2 separate regions of the Homo sapiens genome follow, and region 1 is linked to region 2. Evidence: read pairs that join two places in POLR2A ChIA-PET (ENCODE). Cell type or tissue: GM12878. All regions are shown on one strand. Each heading gives the region's core, and the rest is flanking DNA. Links, peaks and the distances in the headings are about the cores only.

Evidence for each region. ChIA-PET counts read pairs that join two places held together with the same protein. Peaks named below come from ENCODE experiments on the same cell type or tissue, not always from the same donor. Only the 100,000 strongest peaks of a DNase experiment are listed, where the experiment ranks them.
Region 1: POLR2A ChIA-PET joins it to region 2 with 5 read pairs; 5 of 35 experiments call an interaction of 5 or more read pairs at or near these places.

What each region holds. Positions count from the first base shown.
Region 1 is chr9:36,250,090-36,255,469 of GRCh38, reverse strand. All of the region lies in intron 1 of GNE (glucosamine (UDP-N-acetyl)-2-epimerase/N-acetylmannosamine kinase), which reads left to right. Among named protein-coding and RNA genes, the nearest start is that of GNE, 5.7 kb to the left of the region's middle. In GM12878, for the core only: no CTCF peak of the experiment used is centred there; no DNase peak of the experiment used is centred there.
Region 2 is chr9:36,380,706-36,386,085 of GRCh38, reverse strand. All of the region lies in intron 2 of RNF38 (ring finger protein 38), which reads left to right. Among named protein-coding and RNA genes, the nearest start is that of RNF38, 17 kb to the left of the region's middle. In GM12878, for the core only: no CTCF peak of the experiment used is centred there; DNase peaks (open chromatin) are centred at 2,565 and 2,815; H3K4me3 peaks cover 789 bases; H3K27ac peaks cover 1,887 bases.

The sequences.
Region 1 (5,380 bases), core at 63-5,062, 130 kb after region 2:
TTGTGAGGCAAGGCCAAGGCAGATGACTTGAGGTCAAGAGTTCGAGAACAGCCTGGTTTAGTTGAAACCGCGTCTCAACTAAAAAAATACAAAAATTAGCCAGGCATGGTGGCGTGCGCCTGTAATCCCAGCTACTTGGGAGGCTGAGGCAGGAGAATTGATTGAACCCGGGAGGTGGAGGTTACAGTGAGCTGAGGTCGCACCACTGCACTCCAGCCTGGGCAACAGAGTGACACTCCGTCTCAAGAAAAAAGAAAAATACTGTGAGGCAAAACAAATCATTCATGGTTTGTCAATTTATATTTATTTTACAAAGAACAGTAAATGTTCCATCTGGCAGTACTAAAATGCCTCGTACTTACCAGTTACTCAAAGGTTATTCTACCTAAACTGAGAGCAAGCTGGCCATATGAGTAAACTGAAAAATAGAACAATGTTACCTAAGGCCAGGTTTATAGACAAGCTTGCCTTCATCTTGAACTCACTGGCAATCTGAGAAACCCAATTATTTTTTTTTGAGATGGAATCTCACTCTTGTTGCCCAGGCTGGAGTGCAGTGGCAGGATCTCGGCTCACTGCAACCTCCGCCTCCCGGGTTCAAGTGATTCTCCTGCCTCAGCCTCCCCAGTAGCTGGGATTACAGGCGCCTGCCACCATGCCTGGCTAATTTTTGTATTTTTAGTAGAGATGGGGTTTTGCCATGTTAGCCAGGCAGGTCTTGAACTCCTGGCCTCAGGTGATCCGCCCGCCTCGTCCTCCCAAAGTGCTGGGATTACAGGCGTGAGCCACTGCGCCCGGCCGAAACTCAATTCTTGAAAGCAGCTTTTTGCATTCTCTCAACTCAAGACTGTCCATTGTAAGTACTGATGAAAAGTGATTGCCTCCTTACAAAAGGAAATTTACTTGCCCCAGGCTGGATTTAAATTTTAATTTTTTTAAAGATAGGGTCTTGCTCAGTCTTTCAGGCTGGAGTGCGGTGGCATGATCATAACTCACTACAGCCTCAAACTCCTGGGCTAAAGTGATCTTCCTGCCTCAGCCTCCCAAATAGCTAGGACCGCAGGTGTGCACAACCACACTCAGCTAATTAAAAAAAATTTGTTTGTAGAGACAGGAGTCTTGCTATGTTGCCCAGGCTGGTCTTGAACTCCTGACTTCAAGGAGTCCTTCTTGCCTCAGCCTCCCAAAGTGCTGGGATTACAGGCATGAGCCACCATGTCCAGCCAGATTTCTTGTTTTTATTTATTTATTTATTTATTTATTTTGAGACAAAGTCTCACTCTTTTGCCCAGGCTGGAGTGCAGTGGTGCGATCTCAGCTCACTGCAACCTCTGCCTCCTGGGTTCAAGCGATTCTTGTGCCTCAGCCTCCCAAGCAGCTGGGATTACAGGCACGCGCTACCATGCCTGGCTAATTTTTCTTTTTCTTTTTTTGAAATGGAGTCTCGATCAGTCTCCCAGGCTGGAATGCAATGGTGTAATCTCGGCTCACTGCAACCTCCGCCTCCCAGGTTCAAGCAACTCTCCTGCCACAGCCTCCTCAGTGCTGGGATTGCAGGTGCACGCCACCACACCCTGCTAAGTTTTGTATTTTTAGTAGAGATGGGGTTTCACCATGTTGGCCAGGCTGGTCTCCAACTCGTGACCTCAGGTGATCCGCCCACCTCAGCCTCCCAAAGTGCTGGGATTACAGGCATGAGCCACTGTGCCCAGCCAAAGTTGAATGTTTTTGCTAAATTTTAGGGCTCTTATAACTCTTTGTATATTTGAAAAGCTGATGGCCAGCAATTTCCAAAATTTTGCACTTTTAGATTTGATATTTCCAATATCTTTAAATGTTCTCATTCTACCATTTGAGTCATAATTAAAAGCATTTTAAAAAGTAAGATTTGTGGCTGGGCGCGGTGGCTCATGCCTGTAATCCTAGCACGTTGGGAGGCCGAGGTGGGTGGATCATGTGAGGTCAGGAGTTTGAGACTGGCCTGGACAACATGGTGAAACCCCGTCTCTGCTAAAAATACAAAAAAATTTGGTGGGTGTGGTGGCGGGCACCTGTAATCCCAGCTACTCAGGAGGCTGAGGCACAAGAATCTCTTGAACTGGGGAGGTGGAAGTTGCAGTGAGCCAAGGTCATGTCACTGCACTCTAGCCTGGGCAACAGAGGGAGACTGTATTTTAAAAAAAAAAAAAAGTAAGCTTTGCCCCAACAGTTTATAGAATATGTTACCAATTTTGTAATATACGTTGTGTATGTGTGTATGTATACACATACATACATCATATATATACACATCATATATATATATATTTAGATAGAGACTTATTCTGTTGCCCAGGTTGGAGTGCAGTGGCACCATCTTGGCTCACCGCAAGCTCCGCCTCATGTGTTCAAGTGATTCTCCTGCCTCAGCCTCCCAAGTAGCTGGGACTATAGGTGTGTGCCACAACACCTGGCTAATTTTTTTTGTATGTTTAGTAGAGATGGGGTTTCACCATGTTGGCCAGGCTGTTCTTGAATTCCTGACCTCTCGTGATCCACCCAGCTCGGCCTCCCAAAGTGTTGGGATTACAGGCGTGAGCCATATATTTATTTATATTATCATAGTTTATCCATGGAAGGACAGATAGGAAACCAGTAACTGCTTCCAGGGAAAAGAACTAGCTAGCTGGGGAACACAGATGAAAAGACTTATTGCTACTTAACCTCTTGTGACTTTTCAATTTTAAACCATGTGAATATACTACCTGATCAAAAATTTAGTTAATTAAAATTATTTTTTAAAACCTCCCCTTAAAAAGGCATTTTACCTTAATTTTATTTTTAAGATTTAACTTCTTTCCTTGAAAAAGCTTTGACTTTTTAAGGTTTTTTAGGTTTCTAGGTAACATTGTTGTATTTTTCACCATTTATTTATATGGCCAGCTTGCTCTCAGTTTAGGTAGAATAACCTTTGAGTAACCTGGTAAATAAGCATTTTAGTACTGCCAGATGGAACATTTACTGTTCTTTGTAAAATAAATACAAATTGACAAACCATGAATGATTTGTTTTGCCTCAGCAAATTAAATATTACCAACAATTTTTTCAGCTCAAATTTGATCACTGGAAGAAGGATTATATACAAGAACACTTACGACAACCATTTTTGGAAGAATATTTTTGTCTCTTTAAAGATTAGATAGTGCGGCCACGTGCGGTGGCTCATGCCTGTAATCCCAGCACTTTGGGAGGCCGAGGCGGGTGGATCATGAGGTCAGGAGTTCGAGACCAGTCTGGCTAGCATGGTGAAACCCCATGTCTACTAAAAATAGAAAAAATTAGCCCAGCATGGTGGCACATGCATGTAATCCCAGCTACTCGGGAGGCTGAGGCAGGAGAATTGCTTGAACCCAGGAGGCGGAGGTCGCAGTGAGCCGAGATTGCACCACTGCACTCCAGCCTGGGTGGCAGAGCAAGACTCTGTCTCAAAAAAAAAAAAAAAAAGATCAGATAGTGCTTGGGTCTTCTGAATATAACTCTCTTGGTGGAATGCCCGTTTCGTTATATTGTAAGTGTTTGCCATTGGGTGAAATTAGCTTTTACTGGGGATTATAAATTCAGAGTGGACCTAATGATGGGACCGTTTGCATGGTCACAGAATTTTAGCCTAAGAGAGTGTTGAGGTACCAACAGCAGAGGGCTACTGATGGAATTTCCAGTGAATTTCAGAGTTTACCCTCATCTAAAGGATGGCACCCCTAGAATTGGAATCCTTACTGAAGTGTCTCTGGATTCCTGATTACAAGTTCTAAATATTGATACACTTACTGAAACATGAACATTGAGATCAGAGTCCATGAGGTGAAATTTTATGTTGATTTAGAGAAGTTTAACATGTTCCAAGTCTGGCTCAGTGGTGTATGCCTGTAGTTCCAGCTACTTAGGAGGCTGAGGTGGGGGGGTTGCTTGAGCCCAGGAGTTCCAGGCTGCAATGAGCTATGATCGTGCTTGTGAATAGCTACTGCACTCTAGCTTGGGCAACATAGCAAGATCCCATCTCCAAAAATGTAAAAACTTTTTAAAAAATTCCATAAAACAAATCTCTTATTCCTTGCCCCTGATTTTACTTTTTGAATGGAGGGTATAGCATGGCAGGGAGGGATGAGCGAGCAGTGGAGCTGAGCAACAGTATATCTGTGAATGGGAGGGCCATAACGCTCAGAGCGAGGCAGCAACTGAGAAACGTGGGGGAGGAGGACCTGAGGTTTGTGTGAAGCCTTTCCAGAAAGGATGACACTTAGATGGAGTTTTGAAGGATGAGTAGAAGACCAGCAAGGAGGAAAGGAAGTTTTAGGAAAAAGTAGGTGGCATCTATAAAGGTATAGATATACGGAGATTCACTAGTTGAACTGGAGGCAGTTTGGTATGGCTGGCACTTTGGCACAGAGAAGGGTAATTTTAGGCAGGGAAGAGATGGTGGAAAGGAAGATCACTTTGAAAGTTTGTAGGAGGCCGGGCGCAATGGCTCTTGCCTGTAATCCCAGCACTTTGGGAGGCCGAGGTGGGTGGATCACTTGAGGCCAGGAGTTCAAGACCAGCCTGGCCAACATGGCAAAACCCCATCTCTACTAAAAATACAAAAATTAGCTGGGCATGGTGGTGGGCACCTATAATCCCAGCTACTCGGGAGGCTGAGGCAGGAGAATTGCTTGAATCTGGGAGGCGGAGGTAGTAGTGAGCCAAGCTCGTGCCACTGCACTCCAACCTGGGCGACAGAGTGAGACTTTGTCTCTAAATAAATAAGTAAGAAAGTTTATAGGAGACAGGCAAACCACTTGACAGCTGTTAAGATCGTCCAGACCTAAAATGAGGGACTGGACTAGGGGAAGTCCTTGTATGGATGAAGAGGAGGAGATAGATTTGAAAGATATTTAGGGGGTGGAATTGACAGCATTTTGGAGATATGGGGTGAAGAACAGAAAAGACAAGGATTTGAAGGCATTTGGATGAATGAAATTGCATAACTCAGAGAACAATTGAGGAGGAACAGCTTCCGAAAAGAAAATGAGTTCAGTTTGGGACACTGACTTTAAGGTGTTTATAGGACATACAGCAGGAGATATCTGATAGGCATTTGGAGTTGTCAGTTTTGTTGGCACTGGTGTGTAGGTACTAATGAGGGCTTGAAGGTCAGGTTTTTATCTTACTCATCTTTCTCCTGCCCAGCATTAATCACAATACCTTGTATTTAGGAAGTGTATAGTGTGAGAGTGAATAGCCTGTGTTCCTTATGAGACATGATCTGGAATGTTGGGGCAGTAATTTTCCCTCTCAAGACCTGTGTTTCCCTTTCTATAAAGTGATGGAGTTGAACTAGATCAGTGGTTCTCAACAACTGATT
Region 2 (5,380 bases), core at 313-5,312:
ATTACAATCAACACATTTTTACCAACGATAAATAAGTTTGTTTATTCTGGTAGCATAAAAATCACTGCTTCGGGATTGGACGTACTCTTGGAAAGTATTTTCTGCATCCTGCTGGTTGTAGAAGGCTTTTCCCAGCAAAAAAGTTGGTTGTCGAGATGCTTGAAGAAGTGGTAGTCGGTCAGCGAGAGGTCAGGTAAATATGGCAGATGAGGCAAAACTTTGTAACCCAATTTGTTCAATTTTTGAAGCGTTGGTTGTGCGACGTGCCAAGAATTCAACGAGAAGAACTGGGCCCTTTCTGTTGACCAGTGCTGGCTGCAGGCATTGTAGTTTTCGGTGCACCTCATCAATTTGCTGAGCATACTTCTCAGATGTAATGGTTTTGCAGGGATTCAGAAAGCTGTAGTGGCTGGGCACGGTGGCTCATGCCTGTAATCCCAGCACTTTGGGAGGCTGAGGCGGGTGGATCACCTGAGGTCAGGAGTTCAAGACTAGCCTGGCCAACATGGTGAAACCCCATCTCTACTAAAAATACAAAAATTATCCGGATGTGGTGGCACATGCCTGTAATCCCTGCTACTCGGGAGGCTGAGGCAGGAGAATCACTTGAATCCGGGAGGCGGAGGTTACTGTGAGCCGAGATCGCGCCATTGCACTCCAGCCTGGATGACAAGAGCGAAACTGTCTCCAAAAAAAAAAAAAAAAGCTGTAGTGGATCAGACCAGCAGCAGACCACCAAACAGTGACTGTGACCTCTTTTTGGTGCAAGTTTGGCTTTGGGAAGTGCTTTGGAGCTACTTCTTGGTCCACCCACTGAGCTGGTTATCGGTTGTTGTATAAAATCCACTTTTCCTCTCATAACAAAATCTGATCAAGAAATGGTTCCTTGTTCTTGTGTAGAATAAGAGAAGATGATACTTCAAAACGATTTTTTTTTTTTAAATTTTCGGTTAGCTCATGAGGCACCCACTTAACCGAGCTTTTTCACTTTTCCAATTTGCTTCAAATGCCAACCTACCATAGCATAGAACAATTCATGTTGAGTTCTTCGGCAACTTCGCATGTAGTTGTAAGAGGATCAGCTCGATGATTGCTCTCAATTGGTCATTGTCAACTTCTGATGGCCAGCCATGCTCCTCATCTTCAAGGCTCTCGCCTCCCTTGCAGAACTTCTTGAACCACCACTGCACTGTATATTCGTTAGCAGTTCCTGGGCCAAATGCATTGTTGATGTTGCAAGTTGTCTCTGCTGCTTTATGACCCACCTTGAACTAAAATAAGAAAATTGCTTGAATTTGCTTTTTGTCTAACATCATTTCCTTAGCCTAAAATAAACATAAATAGCAAGTAATAAGTCATTAACAAAGAACATAAAGTGAGAAATTCCCATTAAAATGATATATAACATAACCACATTTATTTAAGAACGTATTCCAATACCAAACGGCAAATTCCAACACTGCATAAACTGCAGTTATTTTTGCACTCACCTAATACATCTGGTGGATATTTTTCAGCCCTTCATCCTGCATCCTTGAAACCTCCTTCGCCTGGCTTCCATCACACTCCACCCTCCTGCTAATCAAGTACCCAGCATTAAATGTTGGTGTTTCTTAGGTTTCCGTATTGGGCCTTGTTTTCATTACATAAACTTTTGAGGGGCAATTTTGTCTATGTCTGCAGCTTCATGAATGATGATCTGTATATCAACACTCCTAAATTTATATTCCTACCCTCTGAGCTTCAGCTGTTTACAGAACACCTCCAGGCGGGGTATCTCTCAAAGGATCTCTTGATTTCAGGTTGTTTTAGTATCTTTCCTATTTTCACTGGTTTCATGTTTATACTTTAGATTTTTTGTTTTAGTCTCTTATCTATAATTATAGCTTAAAATTATTATAGTTACAGATACATGAGTAGAATCTAGTATTCTGGTAGAAATATAGTGATACTTACAATTGTAGCATCAAGCTAAATTAGTTTTTGTGAACCAGTGATGTTTTGTGTAATTAGGAACTGTGAAAAATATAGTATATAACATCACTAGTCTGTTACTCAAATACTAGCCATGCAGGCCTCCTTAGACTTAGGAAACCACTTTATTTATAGTTCCTGTGTTTTGGTGGACTAGCAGTTATAGCCAATGATAGGAAAATACCGTATTTTACTATTCATCATGGTGTGATTGCAATACGTTATACTACTAGAGTGCCTTTCTGAGCAGCCACTGCATATCAAACTGTTATTTTCTTTGGGCTTCGGTTTAAAAAAAAAAAAACTTGGCACGTATCAAAGAGCAAAATTTTTTTGTTTCTGCATGTTTATGGTAACTTTTGAAAACAACATGGTAACTTTTGAAAACAACATTCAGAGCCTCTTCTATATCTGCAAGTAAAATAACATTTCAGGAGAATATATTAGTTGTCTGGTTGAGAGACAGAATTTCATTGCAAAATTGTGATCTGAGGAGTATAAGAATTATACATCAAATGAAAGTCCTATGTGAAATGAGACTGTGTACATTATGTAGTTCAAGGGCAGCATGTTCACTGAACTGCCTTAAAAAGTTTCAGTTTCACTAATAGAAACACATTTAGGCCGGCCGTGGTGGCTCATGCTTATAATCCCAGCACTTTGGGAGGCTGAAGTGGGCGGATCATGAGGTCAAGAAATAAAGACTGTCTTGGCCAACATGGTGAAATACATCTCTACTAAAAATACAAAAATTGGCTGGTGCGCGCCTGTAGTCCCAGCTACTTGGTAGACTGAGGCAGGAGAATCGCCTAAACCCAGGAGGCGGAGGTTGCAGTGAGCTGAGATCGCGCCACTGCACTCCAGCCTGGCAGCAGAGCGAGACTCTGTCTCAGCAACCAAAAAACCACATTTTACGTATTATCTGGACATAGTTTAAAAATGAAAACCTCAGCTTGTGGAGAATAAAATGAGGTAATGTTAGAAGTCATTTTGTAAACTATTGTGTGATCCAAATATAAAATTCTTAATTTTCTGCTTTCCCCAGCTTATATCCATCTTCTGCAAAACAAAAAAGGATCTTGTCTTATTTTTTAGTAACAAGTTGCTTATATAGAGTGTTGATTTCTAAGTGTTTTCACATTTATTTAAAATGAATAAAATTTAGTGAGAGTTTGCTCTTCCTGGGCCCTTTGCATTTAACTGTTTTTCCTTAATTGTGGAATAAGAAACTTCATTTTTGTTAAAGGTAATTAAGGCAAGTAGAGAAAGTCTGGGAGTTTAAAGGAGAATTGAAGATTCTTAACTCATGCTGTGCTTATTTGTAAATCTAAGGTGAAGAGTAGTCCTGACTGATTAGAAAGAGGACCAGGTTCTTGAGAAATTCCATTTCCCCACACAAGTTGCCTCTTTGCTGCTTTGGGAAGGAAGTCCTTAGGGCTCACTAGTGGTTGCCATTAGAGGCATGTTGTAGTCACTGAGTAGAACTTGAAACCTGTTTCTGTTTTGGGAAAAGTTTGTCTGGCTCAGCATCTCCTATTATCTCTAAGACTTGCTGATATATATATAAACCCAAGATATATATTACATATAAAATTGTTTTTCTTTAGCCTTTAATGACTTCTGACTTGTTCATCTGGAATTATGGAATGCATTCTTATGCCTGCCTCAGGTTCATTTCACTTCTGTTGATGTTTTGGTAATAAAAATGGTTTGGTGTTAATAGAGGTGTACTCCTAGACTCATTTTTATCAGATTTAATGCTAAGCATAAAACCTGCCTTTCCTTCCTTCCTCCCATTATGACCTCTTTGACCTCCCTTGATCCCTAAATCTGTAGCAGTGTTCTATACTGTAATGTCTGTACAACGTTCTATATTATTAAATAATAGAGACAGTACTTGTACCAGATTTGAATCAACATCTTATGAATTTTAAATTGTCAACACTTGGTACTTTGAAAAGTTGGTCCACTGGCCTAGAATCAACAAGGAGAGGAGGGAAAGAACTTCTCTGCCTGATAATTCAAAATCTAAATTATCCAAGCATCATCACCTGGGATAATAGTAGAGATGACAGTTCATGGACCTCTGGTCCAGACTTTCTGAATTAGAGACGGGGGAGTGAGGCCAGCAAGCAATCTGGTGTTTCTGAAGCATGAAGGTTTGAGAACTACTGGCATAGGTATTAATGGAAAGACCCAACTCTGTGAAAACATTTTAAAGAGGTTTATTCTGAGACAATATGAGTGACCATGGTCTGGGAAACAGTCTCAGGAGGTCCCAAGGAAATGTACCCACTACAGTCGAATTACAGTTTTAGGGAGGCAGGAGTTACAAAGTCATAAATCAATACATGGAAAGTATACATTGTTTCAAACCGAAAAGACACAGAATATCTTGAAGTGAGGACTTAAAGATTTTAGGTGGATTCAGAGATGAGATTCTGTAATTTGCAGTTGGTTTATAGAGTAAAGCTTTGTCTAAAAATTTGGATTCAGCAGAAGGGAATCTTATAAGAAAGTCTGTTAACCAATACACTGGGTTAGAGTGACCTGTAGGGGTGTGTGAGTTAACCCTTGTCTGGCTTGGCCTTAGGTCCTGTTTATAATTTGGTATCTTATTGTCACAAAAAGTCCATTCTGTTAGGTCCTATAATTTCTATTTTAACATTAATGCTGGTCAGTTTTGCCTAAACTCCAGAAGCAGGGGATGGAGAGATAAAATGAGGTGTATCTAGTCTTCCTTCCTGTCCAGGCCAAGAACTCAATTTTTCTAGTTTCTCTGGGGTCTCTGTAGTCAAGAGAGAGTCAGTTCAGTCATTTGGGGGGGATTTTATTTTTAGTTTACAAAAGCAGTGGGAATATCCTTCCAGATTCAGTTTTGTATTTACTCATGTAAAGAGACCTTGTAGTAGCGTAGTTCTGGATGAGTTTTTATGTTTTTATGTTTAGAGGTTCACAGACAGCATGGATCGTGAAAATCTGAACCCCAAATAGGGTGTGAGGAGTGAACCTAAGTTTGAATTCTCACGGGAGAAACCCACTTCCACTCGAAGTCAACACAGAGCAGACATTTCCTTATTGACGTTTCCTTCTCTTTTCCACTGGAATGACTTTTTCTTGTCTTCCTTTTTAAGTGTACTACTTTGGAAATTTTGACTACTTCATGTAGGGGTCTCAGTCATAAGGCCTTATCTTCTATTCCTCTTGAGAGCATCAAAAATACAAATTTGGTCTTCAGTTTTCCTCAGTTTCTGAGTCCTTGATGATTTCCCTTTTTTCCCCTGCATTTAGCACTGCATTTTAAAAGCATGTTTGTTAGCCAGGCGTAATGACTCAACACCTGTAATCCCAGCACTGTGGGAGGCCGAGGTGGAAGGATTGCTTGAGCCCAGGAGTTTGAGACCAA